Linked DNA regions of Mus musculus: all the other regions are linked to region 2. A link is a loop called in an ENCODE intact Hi-C map of the cell type or tissue named here. Cell type or tissue: left cerebral cortex. All regions are shown on one strand. Region 1 has its middle 130 kb from the start of Gm51629. Region 2 holds the start of Idh1 (isocitrate dehydrogenase 1 (NADP+), soluble). Region 3 overlaps Dytn (dystrotelin). Region 4 holds the start of Gm36358 (a long non-coding RNA gene). Region 5 overlaps Ccnyl1 (cyclin Y-like 1). Region 6 overlaps Cryge (crystallin, gamma E).

Evidence for each region. Peaks named below come from ENCODE experiments on the same cell type or tissue, not always from the same donor. Only the 100,000 strongest peaks of a DNase experiment are listed, where the experiment ranks them.
Region 1: it touches region 2 in a loop (7-fold over the local background); 2 of 42 quality-filtered maps call a loop at or near these places.
Region 3: a loop joins it to region 2, with 2.7 times the contacts of the local background. A loop is called at or near these places in 2 of 42 quality-filtered maps.
Region 4: a loop joins it to region 2, with 12 times the contacts of the local background. A loop is called at or near these places in 26 of 42 quality-filtered maps.
Region 5: a loop joins it to region 2, with 5 times the contacts of the local background. A loop is called at or near these places in 6 of 42 quality-filtered maps.
Region 6: it touches region 2 in a loop (8-fold over the local background); 26 of 42 quality-filtered maps call a loop at or near these places.

The regions. Positions count from the first base shown.
Region 1 is chr1:66,097,903-66,101,902 of GRCm38, forward strand. No RefSeq gene overlaps it. Among named protein-coding and RNA genes, the nearest start is that of Gm51629, 130 kb to the right of the region's middle. In left cerebral cortex, a CTCF peak has its summit at 2,133; a DNase peak (open chromatin) is centred at 2,152.
Region 2 is chr1:65,177,682-65,181,681 of GRCm38, forward strand. It overlaps Idh1 (isocitrate dehydrogenase 1 (NADP+), soluble), which reads right to left and starts at 1,461. Exons shown (of 9, transcript NM_010497.3): 1 at 1,309-1,461. In left cerebral cortex, CTCF peaks have their summits at 736 (motif pointing left), 1,655 (motif pointing left) and 2,373 (motif pointing right); DNase peaks (open chromatin) are centred at 739, 1,585 and 2,363; H3K4me3 peaks cover 2,376 bases; H3K27ac peaks cover 1,698 bases.
Region 3 is chr1:63,657,612-63,661,611 of GRCm38, forward strand. Dytn (dystrotelin) reads right to left here. Exons shown (of 15, transcript NM_001081658.1): 9 at 3,528-3,639; 10 at 1,259-1,404. Among named protein-coding and RNA genes, the nearest start is that of Dytn, 27 kb to the right of the region's middle. In left cerebral cortex, CTCF peaks have their summits at 578 and 2,128; DNase peaks (open chromatin) are centred at 580 and 2,147.
Region 4 is chr1:65,109,963-65,113,962 of GRCm38, forward strand. It overlaps D630023F18Rik (RIKEN cDNA D630023F18 gene), which reads right to left. Exons shown (of 8, transcript NM_001285882.1): 6 at 1-2. Gm36358 (a long non-coding RNA gene) reads left to right here and starts at 2,321. Exons shown (of 3, transcript XR_373471.3): 1 at 2,321-2,435. In left cerebral cortex, a CTCF peak has its summit at 2,242 (motif pointing right); a DNase peak (open chromatin) is centred at 2,265; H3K4me3 peaks cover 408 bases.
Region 5 is chr1:64,715,603-64,719,602 of GRCm38, forward strand. It overlaps Ccnyl1 (cyclin Y-like 1), which reads left to right. Exons shown (of 10, transcript NM_001097644.1): 8 at 2,529-2,695. Among named protein-coding and RNA genes, the nearest start is that of Fzd5, 20 kb to the right of the region's middle. In left cerebral cortex, a CTCF peak has its summit at 2,118; DNase peaks (open chromatin) are centred at 1,187, 1,424 and 2,114.
Region 6 is chr1:65,044,932-65,048,931 of GRCm38, forward strand. It overlaps Cryge (crystallin, gamma E), which reads right to left. Exons shown (of 3, transcript NM_007777.3): 3 at 3,626-3,965. The coding sequence ends at 3,693. Among named protein-coding and RNA genes, the nearest start is that of Cryge, 4.2 kb to the right of the region's middle. In left cerebral cortex, a CTCF peak has its summit at 1,664 (motif pointing right); a DNase peak (open chromatin) is centred at 1,672.

The sequences.
Region 1 (4,000 bases), 920 kb after region 2:
TTTCTTCCAACCATGTTCCAAGGATCGAAATCCAGTTGTCAGGGTTTGCAGCTCAGCCATCTCACAGATGTCCTTCCTTCATCTCTTTTCCTTTTTGGTCTGTCATAATTTTCAAACTTAAAGGCTTTTAGGCTTCCAATGTTGGTGTAAATATGCATTTAAATTATTTGAAAACATTTCACCAAAACAAAAAACAAAACAAAAACCAATAAACAAAAACCCAAGCCAAAACCAAAACCAAAAAAAAAAAATCCAAATAAGCAAACAAAGCAAAATAACAACAAAAAACCAAGAGCCAGTTCTTGGATTTCAACAAATACCCTTGCTCTTTCTGTCTTCATAAGAGAGAATGCTTACAATACTAGGATTCGGTAAAGAGATACATTGGGCTGGGGATGTGATCAGTCATAAAGTGCTTGTTTACTTGTGCAAAGCCTTAGATTTAACCCCAGAAAGAAAGAAAGAAAGAAAGAAAGAAAGAAAGAAAGAAAGAAAGAAAGAAAGAAAGAAAGAAAGAAAGAAAGGAGGAAGAGAGAGAGAGAGAGAGAGGAAAGAAAGGAAGGAAGGAAGGAAGGAAGGAAGAAAGAAAGAAAGAAAGAAAGAAAGAAAGAAAGAAAGAAAGAAAGAAAGAAAGAAAGAAAGAAAGAAAGAAAAAAGATCTACTAACAAGTAGATTACTCTTGACTTCTTATCTTAAAATTTCTCTACAAGAATACAAAGACCCAGTTAAACCAACAGAATTTTTCACATGAATGGATAAAAATAAATACTTTATAAAATTATCTTTAAAAAGACAACAACATTCAGCTGTCAAGAGTAGTGGACCTTTACAAACATCCCACACAATGTGTGCTGGGAATTGCTTGCAACACTAAGCACTGTTTGACTCTCTTATACATTGTATTGTTTATTATTATGGCCACAACCTTGGTGTGATGGTTTATACATGCTCTGCCCAGGAGTGGCACTATTAGTAGGTGTGGCCCTGTTGGATGTGTCACTGTGAGTGTCACCTAGCTACCTGGAGGTCAGTCTTCCACTAGCAGCCTTCAGATTACAATGTAGAACTCTCAACTCTGTGTGCACCATGCCTGCCTAGATGCTGCCCTGCTCCCACCTTGATGATGATGGACTGAACCTCTAAATCTGTAAGCAAACCCCAATTAAATGTTGTATTTTGTAAGACTGACCTTGGTCATGGTGTCTTTTCACAGCAGTAAAACCCTAACTAAAACACCTGGGAACTACTTCCCTAATTTCCTTACCATGTATTTTCTTGAACTCCTGTACAAATAAGACATTGGTAGAGAATCCTGCAATCAGGAATTGAGATTCAGCAGGTATGAGTTGTGCAGCAAACACCTTGAATTCTCTCTCAGTATGACTGTCACAATGGCATCGCATCCCAAGGCAAATCACAGCCTCAGTTCTATAGAGCAGCATTGGCAGCTGTTTTTTGTCTCCGAGAGGTGTCATCATTGTCTGCCTCTGATCCACCACACAGGGCAACAAACATGAGTCCCACTCTCTCTGAGTCTCCGAAAATATACCTGCCTTCTCCATCACCATTTTCATTTATTTAACCTTCCCAAACACTGGGAAAAACAATACTATATCAAATCACTATCTGCTTGAAATGGTTAATTCCTATTTTTATGATTGAACCCGGGTTAATCCTGTATTTATCTCCTGATTGACTCTATGACCTCTAATAGATATAGCTGACGTTAATTATTATTTAGGCAGGTACCGATGACATGGAGCATTTATGAGCTAGTAGGACTACTGCACATAGTTAGAAAGATATGTTTTCCCTATAAATCTATTATATAACTAAATCAATCACTCCTCAGTCACACTTGAAAGCTTATGTTAAGTTGGAAAGGCAGTTCTCAGTGTAGACTAACATATGCTCCACAATTATTAGTATGCTTATTATCTGTCACTTAATGAAAATTTTCAACTTTTAATTTAAATAGTAATTTTTGATCACTAATTGTTTTCTTATAAATTATATATATCATTTTGCTGTAATAGTTTTTGAAATAATAGTTACAACCCATAACTCTGTGACAGGCTATGAGAAATAGCAAATAGGAACTCATCATATAGTGACATAGCACCATCTCATGGAATATCAGAGGAACTGTCAGGGAAGTGTGACAGTAATGCTGGCACTAAACATCTGAAAAGTTCTGCTATAATATCTAAATTCTACTTCTCAAATGTTCAAAACATACTTCTTTTTAAATTCAAACAAAAACAAATTTTTACACAGACCACTGAATCCACACCTATCCCTCTCTGATAAGGAAACAGGCCTTCTGAAATTAAATGGCTACGTACAGGAGCATACACAGTTCACTATACACAGGAACTTCAGGTTTTAACGAGAAGTTATGCATTTTGAAGATGTTAAAATAAATATTTCAACACTAATCTGTTTGGTCTTAAGAACCACCTGAGATCCTACCACTCAAAAGGATACAGAAGAGCTAAGCTTCCATGCCACTCTGGGCTGCAGGATGAGACCCTATCTATACTCTAGAACATACACTCACACATACATAAAGCATACATAATTACCTTATATGCACTATTTCTTTAACACTTCCTTCAGGAAATTTTAGATATTTTATCTTTTTCACTACAGACTGCTTTGTTAGACAACATGATGACACCGTATAATTTTGCATGAGTGAATGAATGCCACTAAGTCCAAGTAGGTTATTCTTTACTTTGTTCCTTTTTGGTATTTATTGGATCAGGTAGAAAAATTCAAGTTTTTTCTAAGTTCAGAAATGGAGAACGGAAAGATGATTCAGAATGCAGTAACAGATGGGGGGTGGGGGGGAGGCGGACCTTACTATGGGTCAGATTCTCGTATTACAGCCTTAAGATTGCTCAAATTCTGATATCTCTAGCCCTATCAAGATGAACAGATTTAAATGGGGAGAAAGATGCCCAGCACCCACAGCAATAGCAACAGACTCACCTGGTACAGTGGTGTGTAGCCAAGGTACATGTTCACAGGTCAATGTTAATCACACACAAGCTGTGCATTTTCTAAGGGTTTTGCTTTGCTTTGTTGCTGTTCTGCTAAAAAAAAAAATGCACCTAGTTTGCCATATCTTACTTAAATTTTAGGTAATTTGTAAATTTCTTAATTTCAAGTTGCCTTTACATAAACTTATAAAGCCACAATTATTAAAATAAAATGCTAGCTATTGGGAAAATATTAAATGACATGGGCATATAGCACCATCTAATGATAAATTCATTTATCTGTAGAGCAGTTTTATTTTATTTATAAGTAGTAAAGGAGAATCATAAGAAAGTGACATGATTCCACTTAGTAAGTAGATTACCTCAAGAAGTTTGAATTTCTAGCTTTGTTACTGATATGACCCCCCCTACTAGTTTGCCGTGTGATAAAAACAAGCCACATTGTAATAAATATTAGCAAGAGTTCTCCACATGATTCTGTTTTGGGCACACTAGCCAGAGCTACCTATTAGCTTCAAATCCACTCTTCTTGGGGGTATGTGCCATGCTGGAACTTAATGTAGTAAAGCCCCTTCCAGCAAGCTTCAGCAGCAGAGGGAGCCTGCACGTGAAGAAAGACCTCCCTCCTCCTGGTGTGTTCTTCCTCTTCTGGCTCCTACAGTGTTTACCTGGCAAGTGTGGCATCCAGGGAAGTTCACCCCTAGGGAGGTTTCACAATACAATGTGGAAACTTTCCCAGGAAGTTCTGCAGGTGGCACAGCAGCCTGGCAGCAAGGTCAACTGCACCTTCATAGGTAATTTTCAACAAGAACAAAAAATGTTCTTTACACACACACACATGCAAACAAACACGTGCACACACACACATAGGGTTGGGGTGGAGAACATAACAAGCTGTATTCTGTGCTAAGAAGCTTCAAGATACTATTAAAGAAACATTGTTCAAAATCTATTTGCTTACCACATTTAACTTAAATCAGAAATGATGACAACA
Region 2 (4,000 bases):
ATCTTTTTGTTTTCCAGCCAAGTTCAAGTTGCAAAACATGTGGGGACTCTAAGGAAGTAGTTGCAGTATATTGTCGAAAAATTCCTGCTTCTCTCTTTTCCCAGTGCCTACACTTGCACTAACGCCCAACTAACTATACAATGTGGTCACATTAAAGATATCAGATTAGAGGGCAAAATTGCTAATTCTTATCTTGATGGTGAACGGACTTGCAATTATAACAAGGCCTCTCAATTTTGATGACTTAAACAAGTGTCCTTTCAATTTATCTCCTAAAACAAAGCAAGATCCGGAACAGAAAGTCTTAACATACAAATACCCCTGCCAGGAGGATTTGTATTTAATATCAGCCTTACAGCCCAGTTTATCTGGTTTAAAGTACAGTGCTTGAGTGTATCCAGAGGGGCAAAGGGCAGGAGCCTTCCAAATAAAGGTCACAGGAGTACAAATATTGGTGCGCACACACGCTCACACCACAGGACGGTGAGTCCTAGAGTGAGCGCCCGGCTCTTTGGCTTTTTGCAGGTCTCGGGTTTGCTCGACCTCGGGTGACACTGAGACAGGAGATATCCATGTGGGCGTTGTGCAAGCTCTGCTAATGAAGCTGACTCGGTTCCTCCTTCCAGATCCCCACACCAGCCCCTCCTCTCAGCACTGCCAGGACCTTTTAAATACGAGGTCCACTGAGATGGCTGCATCTGGAATCGAGACCCCAGGGCGCCCCCAAGTGGCTAAGCAAACACTACAGACTGAAGCTGGAGGCTCCGCCTACCTTCATCCCCTCCCTCTCTTGCACTCTCATTAGCTCTTCTCCGACCACAAGGCAGGTCCCACCCCTGAACCTTGAAGGGAGTACACGCCTAAATTCCTGGCTTACACCCTTTCTGCAACCAGCTTTCCTGCCTAGTCCTTTTACACCCAACACTCAAGAGTTCTGTGCGTCCACCTCAAAGCTAAATTCTCCTCCGCGGGTGCCTTGCCACTTGTCACTGCTTGCAACGTCCTCGCCTCCCAAAGCGATCCCAACCTCGGAAGCGCCCTTCTATACAGATAGGCAAGCAGCACTCTGCTACTCCCATTTCCCTTCTCTACGCCCAAACTCTGGAAGCGTCCCTGAGTGCACCAGGGCCTTGCCACTGAGTTCATCTCTGCACAGCCAAGACCTGGGGTTTCTTCCTTTTTTCTCACTCCAGCTTTCAACGGAATAGTTTAATAGTAAGGGGCGGCGGCTGCCGCTCTAAGCCTTGGGGCACCTGTAGGGAGGGGAAGGAGCGCCCGCTTGCAGCCGGAGGCGCCCCAGCTACTCACCGGCTCACACCCGCGCGTACACACAAGCTGTAATAAGCCGGCCCCAGTTAGATCAGCATCTGCCACAACCTTCGCTCGGAAGCCCAGCGGCAGGGTCAAGGCTGTTTAACTCTTCCCGGCTTTGTCTCCTCCCAGGCCCCACCCCCTCAGCCCACCTCCCGAAGCCCCGCCCCCTCCACGACGCCATTCGCCGCCTCCGACTTTGTGGGGTGGGCCGAGGCATAGATTGAGATTAAGTCTGGGATGCAGCGGTCCGCTGTTCCCGGTGGGGGATGGGACTGCCACGCCGCGGAGATTCCTCGGGAACACCCTGCAGTTGAGGAGCGAGGACGCCACCTACTGACAGGCTATCGGAAGCGCCGAGACCGAGTGTTCTGGGCTCCGCAACAATCTAGGAATCCCAGCGTTGAGTATCCAGGTTCTCTGCAAAAGGTACAAAAGAGGGAGCCCTCCCTAGACTGGATCCCTTCCTGGAGTCTCCGGATGCCTCTTAGAGCTGGACTGTGCCCTTTGAAGAATGTGCATTTGAGGTTTCTTAAAGGCGTGTGAGGACTACAGATTCTACCTTAATGCAAAAGCTAAAACAGAGCGCATTTTCCATTTCAAAATCAAGAACAAACAATACCCTACACACAAATACATATATGAGTAAAACCATTCATATTCTCATGCTGAGGCTTTTACAGAGCTTCACCATTCCACCCCAATAATTCCCTCCACTACCAATGATCCGTATTCCCAACTGTTGCTGTTTATAAATAAGCTTCACTCACCATTTGTCATGGAAGACAGTGAGGTTTATTTTCTGGGTTGCGATGAAGCTGCACTAGAGATACACGATATAAATCTTAGAATTCTAAGAATGGGTTAAACGTATTCCAATCTTTCCAGAGATTTTTCTGTCTGTATTCCTTAGTCTTGAAAAGGAGAACATTATGACTTGTAGGACAATAGGTCATCCTTGATTGGTCAAGATTCAACGCTTCATGGACTTTTAAAACAACCAGCATTGTGTTGAAAAGTTATGAATTCACGGCAGTTAGTAAGATTCATTTTGGACGCTAGAGGGCGCTATGTGGAAAAGGACTCATACGTGGTGTCAGCTGTTAATGTTGATTAACTGGGTATTAGCTGTGACCTCCGTTTATTCCTATAAAATGATTAGAGAGTGTGTGAGTTTATACTTTCACCTCTAATCTCACTTTAAATCACTTTAAAAAACGTTACTTACTACCATCAGGCACATATTGTTTATATTACTAAAAGTAAGTATTCATAGCCATTCTTGTTCCAGAAAGCATTTTAGAATAAATTCAAGAAACGAAGAATAAAACACAATAAGAAGTATTGACTATAGGTGATGGCAAAAGTAAGAAGAATGCATAGGAATACAGAGCCATGGTGAATTTAAATATAAGCATCTTCAACCAAGTTCTAAATATGTGCTAAGCATGGATTGACTATCTGAGACACTGAGATAGGACATATGGCACTTATGTGCATGTCTCCATCTGGAATCCCGTTTTCAAGGGCTGATATGTCAAGTGCACGAGCTGATAGATCACTGAAAGAGAATATTTGTAGATGCTTGGTATTGAATTAAATTATTACAAAATAAGCCAGGTGTAGTGGTGCATGTTTGTATTCCCTACACTTGGGAGGCAGAAGCAGGAGGATTGCCACAAGATCCAGGCTAGCCTTGTCTACATAACGAGCTCCGGTCTGGTCAAACCCCATTTCAAAATCAAGAACAAACAATAGCCTATACTCAAATAAATATATAGGTAAAACCATTCATATTCTCACGCAGAAGGTCTCGTAGAATCGTAAAATAATAAACTTATAGACTAAATGACTGGAAAAATTACAAAACATTAAAAAAATCATTATTGATGTCTAATATGTGAGTGTGGAAATGTGCATGCCATGGCAAGGATGTGGAAGCCCAAGGACAGTCTTGAGATTTGTAGGCTTTGGAGACCAAACAGGTCAGAAGGTCACAAGGCAAGTGCTTTGATCCTCCTGAGCCACCTCTCTAGCCTCACAAAGCAGTACATCACCACTATTAGTAACAATGAGACTTAACAACTGGTGTTTGGTTGAAGATTACATTTCTCTTAAAAATGTGAATATGACATTCACTGCTCATATTCATGTCGCTCACTGCATTTGCATGCTTATGATTTGCTATCTTTTTTTTTCATTTACTCAATAAAAGTGTCTAAATATTTAAATAAGGTCTAGTAGGAACACTACTGTAAACATCAATGGGAGCCTGGGTCAGAAAATGTCTGTTAGCATCTGCTTGCCTATGAGACACTCAGCCAGATGATGGAATTCCCATGAGATTCCAATGCTACTTTATGTTCGTTTTGATGATCTGGAAAGGTAAAAACACACAAAAAAGAAAACGAGGGCAGAGGTTCAGTAGGTCAAGGTATTTTCCTCCAAAGCAGATATTCTAAATTCAATCCCCAGTACCCATAAGGTAAGAGAGAACTGACTCCTGCAAGTTGTCCTCTGCCCTCCACACATGTGGTGTGGATTGCATACGTATATAGGTGCATGCACAGACACACACAAAATAAGTGCAAATAAAGACAATGAAGGGAAGTGAAATGACGTCATCATTACTTACCAGTTACGATTACCAGCAGGAGAACAGCAAAGATAACGGTTGCACTTGGTTTTT
Region 3 (4,000 bases), 1.5 Mb before region 2:
ACACTGGGCATGCATATGGCACTGCAGACAAAACCCCATACACATGCAAATAAATAAATACAACATTTTAAAGGAAAAATTTGGACAGTGTCTAGAGAATAACACTTGAAGTTTTCCTCTGCCCTCCATATTGACATGTGATTGTGCCCCAAAACACATGGGCATCTGTACACATATTATATGAGTGTGTGTGTGTGTGTGCGTGCATATATATATATGCACACACACCCAAAAATTATAGTTTACATCAGAAGTGGTGGGAATACATCTGTAATTTCAGCACTGTGTAGGTGAAATAAAATGGGTGGTTAGTTAAGAGGCTAGCCTGGGTCACACATTGAATTCATACCAAAAAAAGCAAAGCAAGACAAGACAACAGAACACAATGTAATGATTATTTGGAGGTTAATGACAGGGGACGCTTTACCATTTAGGGCAGTCGAACAGAAGAATGAGAAATTTCATCTATAGCATAAGTCTGGTTTCACCGGTGTTGAAGTGCAAATAGCACTTGCAGAGCAGTTACTCAAACAATCTTCTAAGCCCCTGATGCCTTGCAAGAGCAATTACTTTCGTGGCCACTACGTGGCACTGTTGCCTCTAAGTTCTCTATAAACCTAAAGGCTGTAAAAAGTAATTGCATCTTTACCCTCTTCCCATCCTTGCCCTCCATAGAGGCCTTAGCTGAACATCTGCTGCTGGGCCTCACGAATGATCCAAACACTGAGAATTAGTAGCTGTTGAGTTCTCAGCCTGTGTATCTCCTCCTCCAAGGTTCAGGGAATATCACAGAAGTGGAAGCAGAAAGGATCTAAAAGAAAGAGAACGGGGTGGAGGGGTGGACCACCATCTTCCAGGCTTGCCACCGGTGACGATCTGCACAGGAGACCTGCTCAGGATTGGCCCCACCAGCATTTCGTGACCAGGGGAAGAGAGGTTCTGGAGACCCCACACCTCCCAGAGATTTATATATTCAGTTAAAGGTTGGAGGGGGGTGAGAAAGAAACAAACACGAAACATGAAAGGAGGAAGATATGAAAGTAGAAAGAGGACTCTGGAAAAGGAAAGGGGTAGCAGGACGAATAGGAGACAAGAGAAGGTAAAATGGCAAATAATGGTAAAATATATAAGTGTATGAAAATACTATAATAAACCCATGATATATAATTAACATACGGTAATGAAAATAAACTTAGAAGAGAGAAAACCTGTGGCTGTAATCTATGCTGGCTGTGTCAGCAGCACCCACACTACGCACCTGGCTGGCCCGTGGCTAGCTGAGTCCCTTGAAGCCAGCTGGTCCAGCAGCCACTGTCTCCCCACAGCTCCTACCCTCTGGCGTTTCTGAGGCAGGTTGTTTCTGAGACTCCTGAAGAGGAGTTTTGTATTCTCTGTTGCTGACATCTGTGGAAATGAACAATATTGAAAGGTGCCCTTGAGGGGTAGACAAGATGGCTCACTGGGTAACCTGACCACCTGAGTTTGACCCTCTATCCATATGGTGGAAAGAAAAAACTGGTGTCCACAACTTGTCCTCTGACTTCCACGTGTTGGCTGTTGGCACACATGCACACCCGCACACAAATGAATAAAAGTCATAAAATCAGGCCAGTAAAAAAAAAAATTAAAGAGCATCAGATCAGTTCAAGCCTGATCTTTCCTTATCCATTGGTAATGACCTGCTGCACTATCAAAGCTTTGCTAGCTATTTCTTCTATTGTTGGTGGTTGGGAAAAATAATCTTCCTTGCTCCTAGAATTTCCTCATACCCTTCATGTATAAACCTGCATGTAGCACAACTCTCCAGGCTGAATTCCCCAACTGCGTCAATAAATAACTGCTTCTTAAAGAGAATGGGGATTCTAAAAACTGTAAGAAGGGACATCGGACTGAGTTTATGGTTGCTAACATTTGGAGATGTGGGTTCCTTTAAGAATAAGGTGATGACTTGTGGATTCATGTCTAGGAACACCCTCCCCAGTTTGCTACTGTATACAATTTCAGTAGGTAGTGGGTGACCCTAAATCCACCCATCCTGCCCACCTAAGCAACTTCAGGGAAAAGAAACAACCATATTCAATTTGAGGACTCCAGTTCTTAAGAATAAAAGTCTATTAACAAGATGACCACACGGTGTCACTATAACACCGTCAAGTCGCAGGCTTCCAGGGCCAGAAAGGTATTCCGAAGCAATGAACTAAGTAAGGCAAAGCTGGAGCAGTTTAGCAAGGCTGTGTATGCTCCAGAGGAAACGTATTTGGAAAAATTCAGGCGCCTGCTTTTCCTGGATGGACTTTGATCTTGAAGAGAGAATCGGAAAGAACTGGGAAGCTGCCTTTGGTGAAAGCAATCCAACTGCAGCCTTCACTACAGTGATGCTGAGAGGAACTTCGTTGTACAGATTCACCCGAAATCAGTGGTTAAAAAAGACAATGTTTTCTCACTCCTCAGGCACCCCAACTGCCACCCACCCCCCTAAGAAGAGCAAAATGCTTTTGTATTTTTGTATTTTTCTTTTTTCTTAGACTTAAATGCACTTGCTGATTACTAATGATTTTCTTTAAAAGAATCGAGAGTTGTGAAGTTTTACTTTTTCAGCAAAAACCTAGTTAAGTTCTTTTTCCTTTTTATTCCAAAGGGAAAGAAAAGAGATACTTGAAATCTAGGACTCGGGGAAAGTCGTATTAAAGCCTTTACAAAGAATGACCACAACCAGAAGGTTTGCTGTGTCATCTCCAGCAAATCAACACCCTTCTTCTTCTTCATCCATTCCAGGTGCTAATGCCTGCTCCTTGTAACTTTGACAGATGTTTCCTAGTAGATAGCATGAGATCAATGGTCATAATGTAGCCCATTAAGCCTTTTCTTGTTCCCAAAAACATTTATAAAAACCTGAGATGTAAACAAAGCACATTTATGTTTAATCTCATGGCATGTATCAATCATAAAAAAAAAAAACAACAAAAGTCATTATGACTTTTTTCCTACAGTGCATACTACTATTCTGTCACACGGGAGCCCTTTTACACTGAGAAAAGTTGATGGTTAAGCCGGCCCTTTCCAGTGTCTTAAGTGTTAACTGAAAGAAGAAAAGTTTCTTTTTAATTAGTTATCTTATTTATGTATATTTCAAATGTTGTCCCCTTCCTGGTCTCCCCTTTGCAAGCCCCCATCCCATCTCTCTCTCTCCTTTGCTTCTAAGAGGATGCTCACCCACCCACCCATTCACTCCTGCCTCACTCCTCTAGTATTCCTCTACACTGGTGCATCAAGCCTCCACAGGACCAAGGGCCTCTCCTCCCATTGATGCCCGACATATGTAGCCGGAGCCATGGACTTATCCATGTATACTCTTTGGTTGGTGGTTTCGTCCCTGGGAGCTCCAATGAATCCAGTTAGTTTATATTGTTGCTCTTTCTATGGGGTTGCAATCTCCTTCGGCTCAGAAGGAACGGTTTTTAAATGTAATGTCTTGTAAGGACAGTAAGGGGGCAGGGAATTTTTTTCCACACTGCCTTAGATGTTACCTGGACACATTCCTCCATCACAGTGTGTGACTTCTCGTGGGAATTTTTGTGGAGACCAGATAAGAAACACAGCTCACAGATGTCAAAGTCCAGGCACTTTAGACAATGGTATCTGCCAATTGAAATGGAAGAACAGCTTATGCCACTTTCAGTAGGAGAGCAAACAGGTGATATTCAAGTAGAGAATGAGCACCCACAAACATACAAGGGGTGCCTTCTTGGCCTTGCAAAACTTTTGTGTAGCTTTGAAAATTAGTCAGCACACTTTAAGTGGGAAGGCACTCCCCTTTGTTACACAATGTACAAGATGGAAAAGACAAGGGTTTTTAATAAGGATTATTTGATGAACTATGCAGCACTGTTGACAGTTACAGGGAATTGTCTGGACAGTATGCTAATTACCCTTAAGTGTGTTCCTTCATGTTCTGAAATCACCTTCAGAGTTACAAGAAAGACGGCTGAGTGGATAATAC
Region 4 (4,000 bases), 68 kb before region 2:
ACCTGAAAGGAAGACACAGTTCCACATTACAGCGGTGTGAGTTTTGTGCGCGGAGCGCCTGCTGCTTACAGTGTCTTGGCGTGTCTCAGTCTCACCAACCGAGTCCCGGTGAACCGTGTCGATGTGGCAGCCGAAAGGCGGGTGAACGTGATCTTCATCTACAGCCCCTGCTCTGTGTTTGGTTCTCATGACCCACAGAAGCCCCCTTTGCACAGGACATTCCTCACAGCCCTCTACTGCACACAGCCCCTTCCTCTTTTCTGCCCCAGGCTCCAGCCTTTCCTTTGCTGAGTGAGAAACTTGCCCTGACATGTCTTCACCTGCTCCCTCCTGCCCCACAAACCGATGCACACTACAGGCTAGGAATTGCTACGTATGCAACTGGAATTTTTTTTTTAACGTGCCCTTAACTTTGTTAATATTTTTATTAAAAAATAAATTAACGAATATAGTTATATCACGTCCCTCATTCTGTCTTATCCCTGGTGTTCCCAGCAAGGCGAGCTTAGCAGTAATACAGTCATATGGAAGGCTCCCCTGGGCTGTCATGTAATTGATGAGCACAGTCCCGATTAATCCCCAGAATAGCCTGGTGTGGTTGGGGATGTGTCATCAAACCTATTTACACATAGGAAACTAGGTAACGGTTACCTGCCATTTTGTGCTATTACTAATATTATAAGGAAACTTTCTCATATATTCCTGATGTTACTAGGAAACTTTCTCATGCCCAAGTTGATTACATATTCTGTTATGTTCTGAGCACTTGGAAACCAGTCGAAATAGAAGTCAGTAGACTTCTCCCCCTCCCCCATTCTCTTTCTATTTCTCTCTGTTTCCATGTATTCCCAGCCGGCTTCTCTTTCTTTCTGTCCTCCTCAGTCCCCTCTTCTCTGCCCTCATGGCTCTGCTTGTCTCTACCCCTTCTCCAGGTCCTCACTCCCCTTCCTTCCCCCAAATAAACCTTGGCATGGGCCTACCAGCATCCCTGCCTGCCACTGCATCATATTTCATAATACCCACAGTCAGTTTGGACCCAAACCAACCACTCAGCAGCACTTCCTACACCTATCGATGAGCTTTTATGATGTTGCTTTTACCAACTAGCCCTGGGATGGAACCCAATATAAGAGAGACACCTGCACCAATATAAGGAACTACTGGGAATAAGACTTTCATTTTGAGTAGGGGATCGAGTAAAGTTTAATTTCCCAAGACCTCCCTGGGAACTGACATCCTACTTGGCAGAAAGAGTCATGTTCCTGGATAAGTAACATCCTCATTGGCAAGTTAAGACCTAAGTGTTAGACAAGACCCATTCTGGTAGACAAGTTAGGACATGAATGTTAGACACGTCCCCTGCCACAGCTGAATACCCCCACCAATAGGAGCAGGAAAAGTGTACAGCAAAGACATGTTCCTAAGGAAATCCCTTATCCCTAGATCCTGATTGGTGGAATAACTTGGCGCAGATGTTTGTGGATTATAGGCTTAAAAAGCATCTTAATGTCACAACCAGCTCCTGAGTCTGGATTTGTGGCCCTGGTCAATCAGTCCTGGGGTGTCTGCTCAGTAAACTATCCCTGTCTGACTGAGATCAGTGTTTATATGTTTTGGAAGGAGATTCCTGGACCATATCAGGAGGCAGCCAACTTAGAAGGGATGGATCTGGGTCTGGGCCCTGTCTGCTTTGCCTCTAGAGTCATGCATGATATTTGGTTGTGAGAATGGATGTGAATGCCGGCTCTTTTTTTCTCTTGATTTTTGAGATATGTTTTCCTCTGTGCAGCAGAGCCCTGGATGTCCTGGATTCCCTTTGTATACCAGGGTGGTTTGGCACTCACAGCGATCCACCTGCCTCTGCCTCCTCGGACTATAGGCATGCATGCACCACTAGGCTCAAAGCTGGCTTTTAAAATGGGATGACCTTTGGAGAGACAGAGGTGAGCTGAGGTCTCGGGGTTCTCTGTTCAGCACCCTTATCTCCTTCCACACACTTTTTTTTTTAATGCTTTTTCTTCAGTTTAAATCATGTTGGGCATTTTATATTTATCATCTGGGCACAGTTGTAAATAGCCAGTACTTATGTAAAGCCTTTAATTTAACTTTTTCTGGGTTCAGGGTCTTCAGCAGGAAAACAAAACAAAACAAACTGGAAATCGATTTTCTTATTAATAAAAAAAATGGCTATTTAGCCTGTTGCTGAGAGCGAACAGTACATGACTTGCTGCTATCCTTCCACCAGGGGGCAGCAAAGAGTCCCAGAGAAAGCCACCAGCTTTCCACAGTTCCCACAAGTCCTTTCCAGTTGCCGGAAATTCGTCCCAATCTGATTTGTATTCCTCTTGGTTTTAAACTCTGGCTTAGAAACTATTTCAGTTGTTGCTTAGAAGAAATTTTATCCGAAGGATTCAAAGGGCATTCTGATATAAGCGGTAATTAACCTTTGGCAACATCTATTGTTTTTAAACCACTCTGACTTATAATTAAAACCATTATTTTTGAAGTGATGTTAAACTCCAAAAGGCTGTTTTAAAATAGTCCTATAGTTTAATGTTTGAAATGTTTCATTGCCACTGAGAGATCCTGCTCGTTCCTCTTCTAAGTTGAAGAGAAAGCTTTAGGGTGGAGTCAGCCTGCAACTCTGCCTGGGGTGGGTAGGAGCTCTGGTGGGAGGGAGGGGCTGCTAGCATTGCTTCATCAAACCATAATCATTTGGGGAATTAGTTACCCCAGACAAGCCACGTTTGCATTGCTAATAATATACATATTTGATTAGCTATTTAATGTTTATATATTTAGAGTCTCTATCAGATGTGATTTTGTCCCTGGGGCACATTTAGCACTGGGAGGCGTTTTTTTAACTGTAGGATTCTGAGGATCGCGGCTATGTACCACTGAGCAGAGGCTCTTTCGTGACTGAACCAGTGATCCGGAGGACAAGCACGAAAGCAACGTGGCCTCCTGTTATAGCTCCGTTGTGTAGGCGGCACTTAGCCCAGCTGCTCTGACATTGACCTTTGCAAACCCTGACTGATGACCCCACCAAATCAGGAAGTCACAGTGCAATCCCCTTAAGAAAGAAGCATGGGAACTGAGATGCAACACCCAACCAGTGTGACTGACACGTTCCCGAAGCTAGAAGAAGAGAAAATCGAAGTAAAAAAACAGCGAGCAGGGATCAGGTCTGGGGCATATTTGGTGAAGAAGAGAGGAGACAGGCGGGCAGAGAGAACGCAGCAGCGAACACGCAGAGACTGGGCAAGGTGGAGGGAGTGTGGAGCCAGAACACCACAAAAGCGGGCCTTTCTTCACCTTAAAAAAACAAACGCTGCTTAGCGGGGCTGGAGAGATGGTTCAGTAGTTAACAGCACTGGGTGCTTTCCCAGGAGACATGGGGACAATTCCCAGGACCTACAGGGCAGCTCACAATGGTCTGTAACTCTAGTTCCAGGGAATCTGGCACCCTCATGCAGACATGTATGCATTCAAAACACCAATGTACATAAAATAAAATAAATAAATAAATAAATCATAGAAATCAAACCAGGTCATGTGGTATTTACTTGCATTTCAAAAAAAAAAAAAAAAAAAAAAAAAAAAAAAAAAAAACACCAGAAAACTGCTTAGCCTCTTAAGCCAAGCTAAGCCTTGATACAGAGTACAAGATCTATGTAAGACAAGGCACCTTGCCCAACTTGCTCACTGCTGACTCTGTGACACTCAGTTACATATTGTGAAAGAGCAAAGGAATGAGCAGGAAGCCATGCAGTGGTCAGGGAGAAAGCTGTAGTTCCTTCCTTCAGGACTTGAGGCAATGTGGATCTCAGCAAACGGAAGGTGCCGAAAAGTTGGTTCCACAGCCGTAAGACTTAGTAAACACTCGGCCATGGGGGTGGATGAACTAGGCACCTGAACTTAGGCTGTGACCCACTGCTCGAACAGTCTAGTCTGCAGGCTGTGACAAGAGCAGGGGATAAGTAATTGTCCTAAGTCTATG
Region 5 (4,000 bases), 460 kb before region 2:
GATCTATCTTCAGTGTTTGAGAGACAAGTCTACTGGGGAGGAGGAAATGCAGGAATGAGTAATAGAAGGCAAGATAAGACACTCCCACAATGGTAAGGCACTCCCACCAGGCAAATGCTGAAAGAGGCCTCAAGCGCTCCACACCTCTGTTGTAGCACCAGGCAGAGGGAGGGGAGAGGGAGGGAGGGTGGGAGAGAGAGAGAAAGAGAGAGAGAGAGAGAGGAGAGAGAGAGAAAGAATGTGAGAGCGAGCACATGAGATGGAAGTCTTGCCTTGAGATGATGTCCTGGTAAGGAAGACCACGGGTGTTTTTGCAGATAGTTGCTTTTAGCCATGAAAATTAAGCATGGTAAAAACAACTGGAGAGTTTTTGTTTTAGATAAATGAGCAGAATACCTCCTTAGAGAAGTGGCATTTAAACAGCAGCCTAACTGCAAAGAGGAAGCAAGAAGCTTAGGTGTTATAGGCAGTGGAGCAGTGCCAGACCAATGATTTTCAACTTTTGGGTCGTGACCTCTTCTATCTCCAAAAATATTTTATATTATGATTCATAACAATAGCAAAATTAGAGTTATCAAGTAGCAGCAAAAACAGTTTTATGGTTATGGGTCCTGCATTAAAGGGTCGCAGCATTAGTGAGATGGAGATCCTCTGGGTAAGTCTGTGATGAAAGAACATTCCATGTACTCAAGGAAAGTAGGATGGCCATGTGGGGGGAGTAAGGACTAAGGGAAATTAGGGGTCAGTCTCACAGGGAGGGAGGTTCCAGGTTGGTTAGTGACTATTGCTAAGTCTTGAGCATGGGGAAAGTGACATTAATTTAGGAGGCTTTTCTACCTGTTTTTGGAGAGATAGACTATAATTGGAGGTCAGAAGAGAGGCAAGTAGAACGTTAGGAAGCTGTACAATGGTATGTGCAAGCAGTGAAAAATGCCCAGGATAGAGATTTGTTAGATTGCCAATAACAGACAGGTGTTGCTTGCAGACTGGAGAAGGATAACAGAGTTTAAGCTTCTACAACCAGGCAGGTGGAGAGGTAAAGAGGTCTGAATCTCTAAGTGAAGGCACTGATGAATGGCTTGGCAAGAGCTGTTTCAGAATAGTGATAGCAGCCAGAGACAGAAACAAGTGGGTGCACTAAGTGGTTGGCTGGAGGTGGGCTGGCATGTTCGTGATCTGCTGCTGAGCTGAGCTGAACAGAGCAACCAGACATTGACATTGAACTAATCTCTGGCTGAGATGCTGTGCACAGTGGAATGGAGCCAGACCCACAAAACACAAGAGTTGGCTTTGGTTTGAAGAAAACCAAGTCCTCTCTTGCAGTGACACAGGACAAGTGTTACTGAGGACCAGGACCTACCATACCTGTCAGTAAGGGCAGCCACGGTTTGCCAGTGCGCCACTGCTCTCTGACTACTTCTGGAACAGCCGGGGTGTCCTGAGAGAAAGATTCATTCCTCAGATAGTTGAGAGTTCCAAGTATGGGGGCTGGAGGATAAACTCATAGAGAACGTGTCATATTTGGCAGACATTTGTGTTTGGGAAAAAAAAATTGAGTTTGAAGAACATTACGAAATCTGAGCCGTTAGTCTAATGACCTTAAAAAAATAGTGATTATCTCTTACAAGTAAATTCCTTTTTTGCCTTTTTTATCTTGATAAAAAGCACTTCATACCATATATGGGCTGCCTTCCACAGCTGAACTTGACATCTAGTTTCTACCAATTAAAGATCATAAATACTTGTTGGGGAGCTTCTCTTGCCGTCCTCCAAACGGGACTGTTTGCATTAGCATAGCACTTGCATTGTCTCTAGGGTGGTCACTAATCTAGAGGAGATTTAAAACCGCGTCAGAAAACAGTCATAACAGGAGTTCAGGGCCAGCCTGAGCTGTATGTATAGTGATACCCTGTCTAACAAAGCAAACACTCATGATCTGCCTGCTTCAGTCTGTGCAGTGATTAAAGGCAAGGGAATTAATGAAATTTCAGATTATGTAAGAGAGAAAATGGCTTTTAGGAAGTGAGAGCAGAGAAGGGGAAATGACTGTGTAAAGGACCATCCTTAGGTGCAGGTGGCTCTGTGATGGCACAGTGCCTGTGATGCTGCTCTACCCAGCAGCCACTGGGAGGCTCTCTTGTCCTAGTTCCACACAGGGTTACTGTGAACTGGGAAAGGTTTAAATAATCTCAGGGTAGCTTGGTTTTTATACACTTAAGCCCAGCATTAGCATGCCTGTAAAATTACATGTGAGAAACTTGGGTTTAATGAACAGCCTGAATCTGCACTGAGCCTGTTTGCTGCTCTGCAAGCATGAAAATGACACCAGTATCACTCACTCTTCAGGATGCCCTTAACTAGTGACAGTCCTTGTTCTGATGAATGGGCCGAGTGGGCAGCTTTAGATCTAGCCTCTTGCTTAGGTAGAGCAGAGTCTCTGAAGACCTGCCTAGGGAAGCACAGAGGAGGCCTGTCATCCACACATTCAGCACACACCATGAACTAAAGCTCAGCTCTCTATTCCTCAGGTTTACTTAGAGAGGCTCCTAACTTATGCTGAGATCGACATTTGTCCCACCAACTGGAAAAGAATTGTTCTGGGAGCCATTCTTCTTGCCTCCAAGGTTTGGGATGACCAGGCTGTATGGAATGTAGACTACTGCCAGATCCTCAAGGACATTACGGTTGAGGACATGTGAGTATATAAGGTTTTGGAATGCTTTCAGAACCATTTTTCTAGTACTCTTAATTTGCTACTATAAAGTTTTACATAAAACTTAAAGAATGTTTTTAAAGGCTGTTTAAAACTCTTGTTTAAAGTTCTTTTTTGTTTGTTTTCCAAGACAGGGTTTTTCTCTGTATAGCCTTAGCTGTCCTGGAGCTCACTCTGTAGACCAGGCTGGCCTCGAACTCAGAAATTCACCTGACTCTGCCTCCCGAGTGCTGGGATTAAAGGCGTGTGCCACCTCCGCCCAGTCTTGTTTAAAGTTCTTAAAACTTTCCACCATGTATGTGTTTTGTTATATTGTATTTCTGTTCAAAAGAATAAGTTAACTAAGCAGCTACTTAAGCAGTGGAAATAGTCATAAAACTACATTCTTATCTCTAACTTTACAGCAGTTCATAGCTTCCATCATTAATTGGTAGGTCTTGTTATAATATGTTTAATAATATGCTTGATAAATTATTTTTCTTGTTGGTTTTGGTGACCTTTGCAAGGACAGCATAGTACAGTATATATGCTATTACTTTTTAAAAGCCTCCTCCCCTTTTAAGGGGCTTTTGAAAGGATCTGCCTGTGTTGATGTCTCAGAGCATCTAGTCTTCTGTAAGGTTTAGCTTGAGGCTGAGTCATTCATTGTCTATTTACTCTTGCTGTCCCCACTTTTAATCTGAGCATTTATAACAGAAACTGTGAGGTACAAAAGTAAAAGTTTTACTCTGCATGTGGAGAGTTTGTTTTTAGAAATGGTCTCATGAGCCAGGAAGCTCCAGGATTCCTCTCAGGCAGTCCTAGAAGCAGCTCAGAGGTTTCACTGGGTTATGAGGACACTCAGCACTTGCCCAGTTACAGCAGCGCTCTGCAGGCCCCAAGCTCACTGAGAGCATAGCCTTAGTGATGGCCACTAGCATGGGCTTCATGCTGTAATGGACAAGGCTGTGTGTGCAAGCAGGATGCACACAGGGGAGGTTTCCAGCAAACTCTGAAAGTGCCCACTTGACACTGAAGATGTCACTTTGTGGATAGCACTCAAGAAATCTTGTAGTTAGGAAGAAACTCCTTGATTATAGTGAACATCATAGGAAGATGAAGGTATGAGGGTAATAGAAGTTACCCATTTCTGTAGGTAGGATGTCAGTCAAAATTACTAAACTGTTTATAACTGAAGTAACTAAGGAACCAGTGGCAGCAACTGGAATGTTTGGTGAAAATGACTGTTCATAAGTGGTTACTGCACTGGTAGCCATCTTAGCAGAGGATGTGACAACAAAAGAATCT
Region 6 (4,000 bases), 130 kb before region 2:
CAACCGTGGAGCCTCAAGAAGTTCCACAAATTTGCTGTCATCAAGATTGTGAGTCTGCAGTAAACATTAGCTAATGCTGCAGAGTAGCTCAGGCAGAGCAGGCGTGATCATCTAGATTGAGCACAAGTTAAACGGTGTGAAATGCAGATATGTGGAGATATTGTCAGCAAACACTGCTATGACTGGAAGTGGACTGAGCACAGCTCCTGTCTGAGAGCCTAATGCTGGTCAGACTGAGATAGCAGGGCACCTAAAACCTTCCAACTTTCCCACTTGAAAATCTTGGAAAACCACTTACGTCTCTTGAGACGAGGTGGGGGGGGGTCCATATAAAGGTAGGGTAACAGATTCCCTAGATTCACAGAAAAACATCTGTGAGTGAGGTGATAGCTCAGAGGTGAGCTCAGTGCTCACCTGAACCGAAACCTTTGTTATCCCTGGACCTGAGAGTTTCTCATGACAAGGGGTGGTCACTGCTGTGGACGCCCTGAGCTCTTGGAAAGTTTTTCTATCTTATTTGTTTGTTTGTTTTAGATGGGGTTGTTTTGTTTTGTTTTGTTTTTTGAGACACGGTTTCTTTGTGTAGCCCTGGCTATCCTAGAACTGGCTCTGTAGACCAGGCTGGCCTTGAACTCACAGAGTTCCACCTGCCTCTTCCTCCTGAGTGCTGGGATAAAGGCACTAGCCACCACTGCCCGGCAATAAATGTAATTTATAGATAAGTAAATAAACAAATAAATAAATGCTAAGTGGATGAGGCTGAGCTTCAAAGTTGGAATCTGGATATTCCATGAAGGGCTCAGGGATCCAGATTTTGTGGCACAATTCCAAGGTTTTCTTGAATATATACCAAAGGGTATGAGAATATGGACTGGTCTTGAGAGCTGCATCAAGACTTCTTGATGCCCTTGACACTGGGAGCAGGATTCCGGAAGAAGATGAGCAGCTCTGGGCAGAAGAACTCAGACCAACCTGCAGAACCAGAGCTTAGGCATAGGACCTTGATTTTTAAAGGTGAGGACCACAGCTTTCAAACAGAAAGGAAGAGCATTGTGCCATGTGCATTGTTTCTGAAAGCGCTTGGGTCCATTTGAGGTGTCTCACCATGTGCAGGATAAGGATTTCTGTGTACATGTGTAGATACTGAGAGAGGGACAGAAAAACAAAAGAAGTCAGTCTTAATCAACAAGATATATGTATGTATGTATATATGTATATACATATATACATACATACATACATACATACATACATACTCACACACACACACACACACACACATATATCACCTACAGTGAGAAGAAAGGAAGACTATAAAAGTAATTGCGAGAAACCGTAAGAAAGGTAGAGGTTGGGATTGAAGGTGAACTGAGGAACTATTTGGAGAACATAGAGTCTCTTTCCTCAGGAACTCAAAGTTTCGTACATCAGATATGTATCTATAAGATTCTGAGGGATGGGGGAGGAGATGTTGAACTGAGCACAACGCAAATGCTGGCTTCTCCATTAGAGAGCCGCCCTCTGCCAATGATAGCCAGGCCTCTCATGGAACACCATGCTCAACAGTTATTTTTAAGTAAAACATATATTTGTTTAATAAAATTAAATTGTTTTCTCTGCATTCGTGATTCTGGAAAGGGCTCTCCGACAATTGCCTTTCTTCTAGTGAGCACTAGGTGGCGGTCTTCTCTATAGTACAGGCTTCTCAATGGAGGAAGGTAAGGCAGATGCTTGAAAAAGTTGACATTTAAGGAATTTTCCATCATTTAATTAATCTGTGTGTCATAAAAGGCTTCCAGATTTTCATCTTAAGGATGGGAGGAAGGAAAGAAGAAAGGAAGGAGGGAGGGAGGGAGGGAAGGAGGGAGGGGGAAGGGACGAAGGGATGGTGTCAACAACGTGGCTCAGTGTGTAAAAGCCTTTACCACAAGCCTGGTGACCTGAGTTCAAGGAAAGAGCCATAGACCATAGCAAAGCCTGCACACAGAGCATGCTCACAATGACATGTGAGAGGTTAAAATGAGTTCCACTGACAGCGAATGTAATAGGACTAGGGCTCTGAAGTCTTTGTATTCAAAAGACTTTCTTCTGATCTGTTAGTGTCTTCTTGATTCTCTTATAATTCCTTTGGTTAATTAATGGAAAATACAATTAGGATGGTCCCTGCTCTACCTGTCACTGGTCTTTTCCTTGTTCCACTGAAGCAATGTACCCAGCCAGGCCTTGTTCCTGAAATATGCTTGCAAATCAATAGCTATTCTGCCTGAGGCTGATGGTTAGAACCCCATGAAAAGGTTCCAGTAATTCTTTCTTCACTTTGGTAACAAAACTTGTTTTTCAGGCAGGCTTTATCCATATTAAGTGATGGGAATTGTCTAAAGTGGGTTGGTGCATCTCAGGTACAAGTAGTAAGAAAAAAAAGGGTGTATTCCAAGTAGAGTTAGGGATACCCTAATACCTAATTCCTAAATAGGAAAATAGCACACAAGTCTCTGATTTCATCTTTACCTTATATTCTCTTTAAAATTTAAAGTTTCTTTTATTTTTTTAAGGATTTACTTTTATTTTGAAATTTCCCTGTGCATGTATGCATGTGAGTATATGTGTATGTGTGTATTTGTATGTGAAGGATCCTGCTCCATTCACTGTCATCTTTCAGTAGATCACAGTATCTAAGATGAATATGTGAACCCTTTTGGATATGACTCTGAGCTACGAAACCAGACTTAAGTCTCAGGGCTCTTTAATTTTACAAGCAAAACAGTCAGCTATCAAGGAATGTGTTGTAGGCTCTAAAAATTTTAGTAAGTATCCTGAGAGATTGTGATATAGCCCAACTTCAATTCGTTATACTTTGTTAAGCACCGACCTTGGTGCAAATGCTGTATAAGAAGTATTTAGTATACCTGTATACCACAAGTCCAGTGTGCAGGCAGCAGTTACTTTGTGTGTGGCCCCGTTACAAAACAATCATCACAATCAGATGACAAAAATCCATATTTGTTCTTCGTCAGGTCGGGATTAATACCTCTCACCTTCACAAACTAGAGAACCGGGGCACAGAAATGATAAGTGACATCAATCCATCGCCTGAAGCTAGTGACCCTGGCCACTAGCTTTGTTAGCCAGGGCCACAGCATCTTGTGAAACCTCCACCTCTCTGGATGAGCCACAGCCCATTTCTGTATCTACAGTGATGTGGTTTCTGGAAACGTGGTTACTTTTTCCTCTAGATTCTCGACTGCACTGCCCTGTGGCCCCCAGTAATGGCCAGGCAGGTCTGGACTGCCTGATGTTCTCGAATTGACTCCTCAATGGTTGCTCCTATTAATGGCCAGTTGTGTGCCTCCAAGGGAACCTTTTTAACCTCCCCCCACCCCCTTCCAAACGCTTAAACCACCCCAGCTAGCAAGCAGCCAATAGGATTTAACTCTTACAGAGACACGCGCCCACTTCTGGTCCCCCCCCCCCCCCCCAGAATCTGTGCTTTTTGTCTTAAGTTGCACGTTTTCTTGTCTGCTTTTCCGTTCCCAGCCCACCCCTATGTATGATACTATCCATATCATTTCTGAGTAGCTTTGCTGCGCCCTTCAATTGAGGGTGAAAGGAACAGAGAACTCTGTTATTGCATGAAACACACAGGAAATATTTTATTACTGTCCAGATGGAGAAAATGGTAGAGTAAAAATATTTCAATAGAAATCCATGATTCTCCTCAGAGAGCCCACCCTGGCATTCATGGCGCCCCAGTCGTGGTAGCGCCTGTACTCCCCAGGCCTGAGCAGGTACTGCCGCCCCCGGTAGTTGGGCATCTCGTAGAGGACCCAGTAGCCCTCCATCACGTGGAAGGAGTGGAAGTCACTGAAGTGGAAGCGGTCCTGCAGGTGGGAGCAGTCGTCTGTGATCTCCACCATTTGGCCTCTGTAGTCCTCTCGCTCGTAGATCTTGATCCTGTGAGAACTGGACTGTGTGTCCAGAGAACAGCAGGACGTCAGAAAAC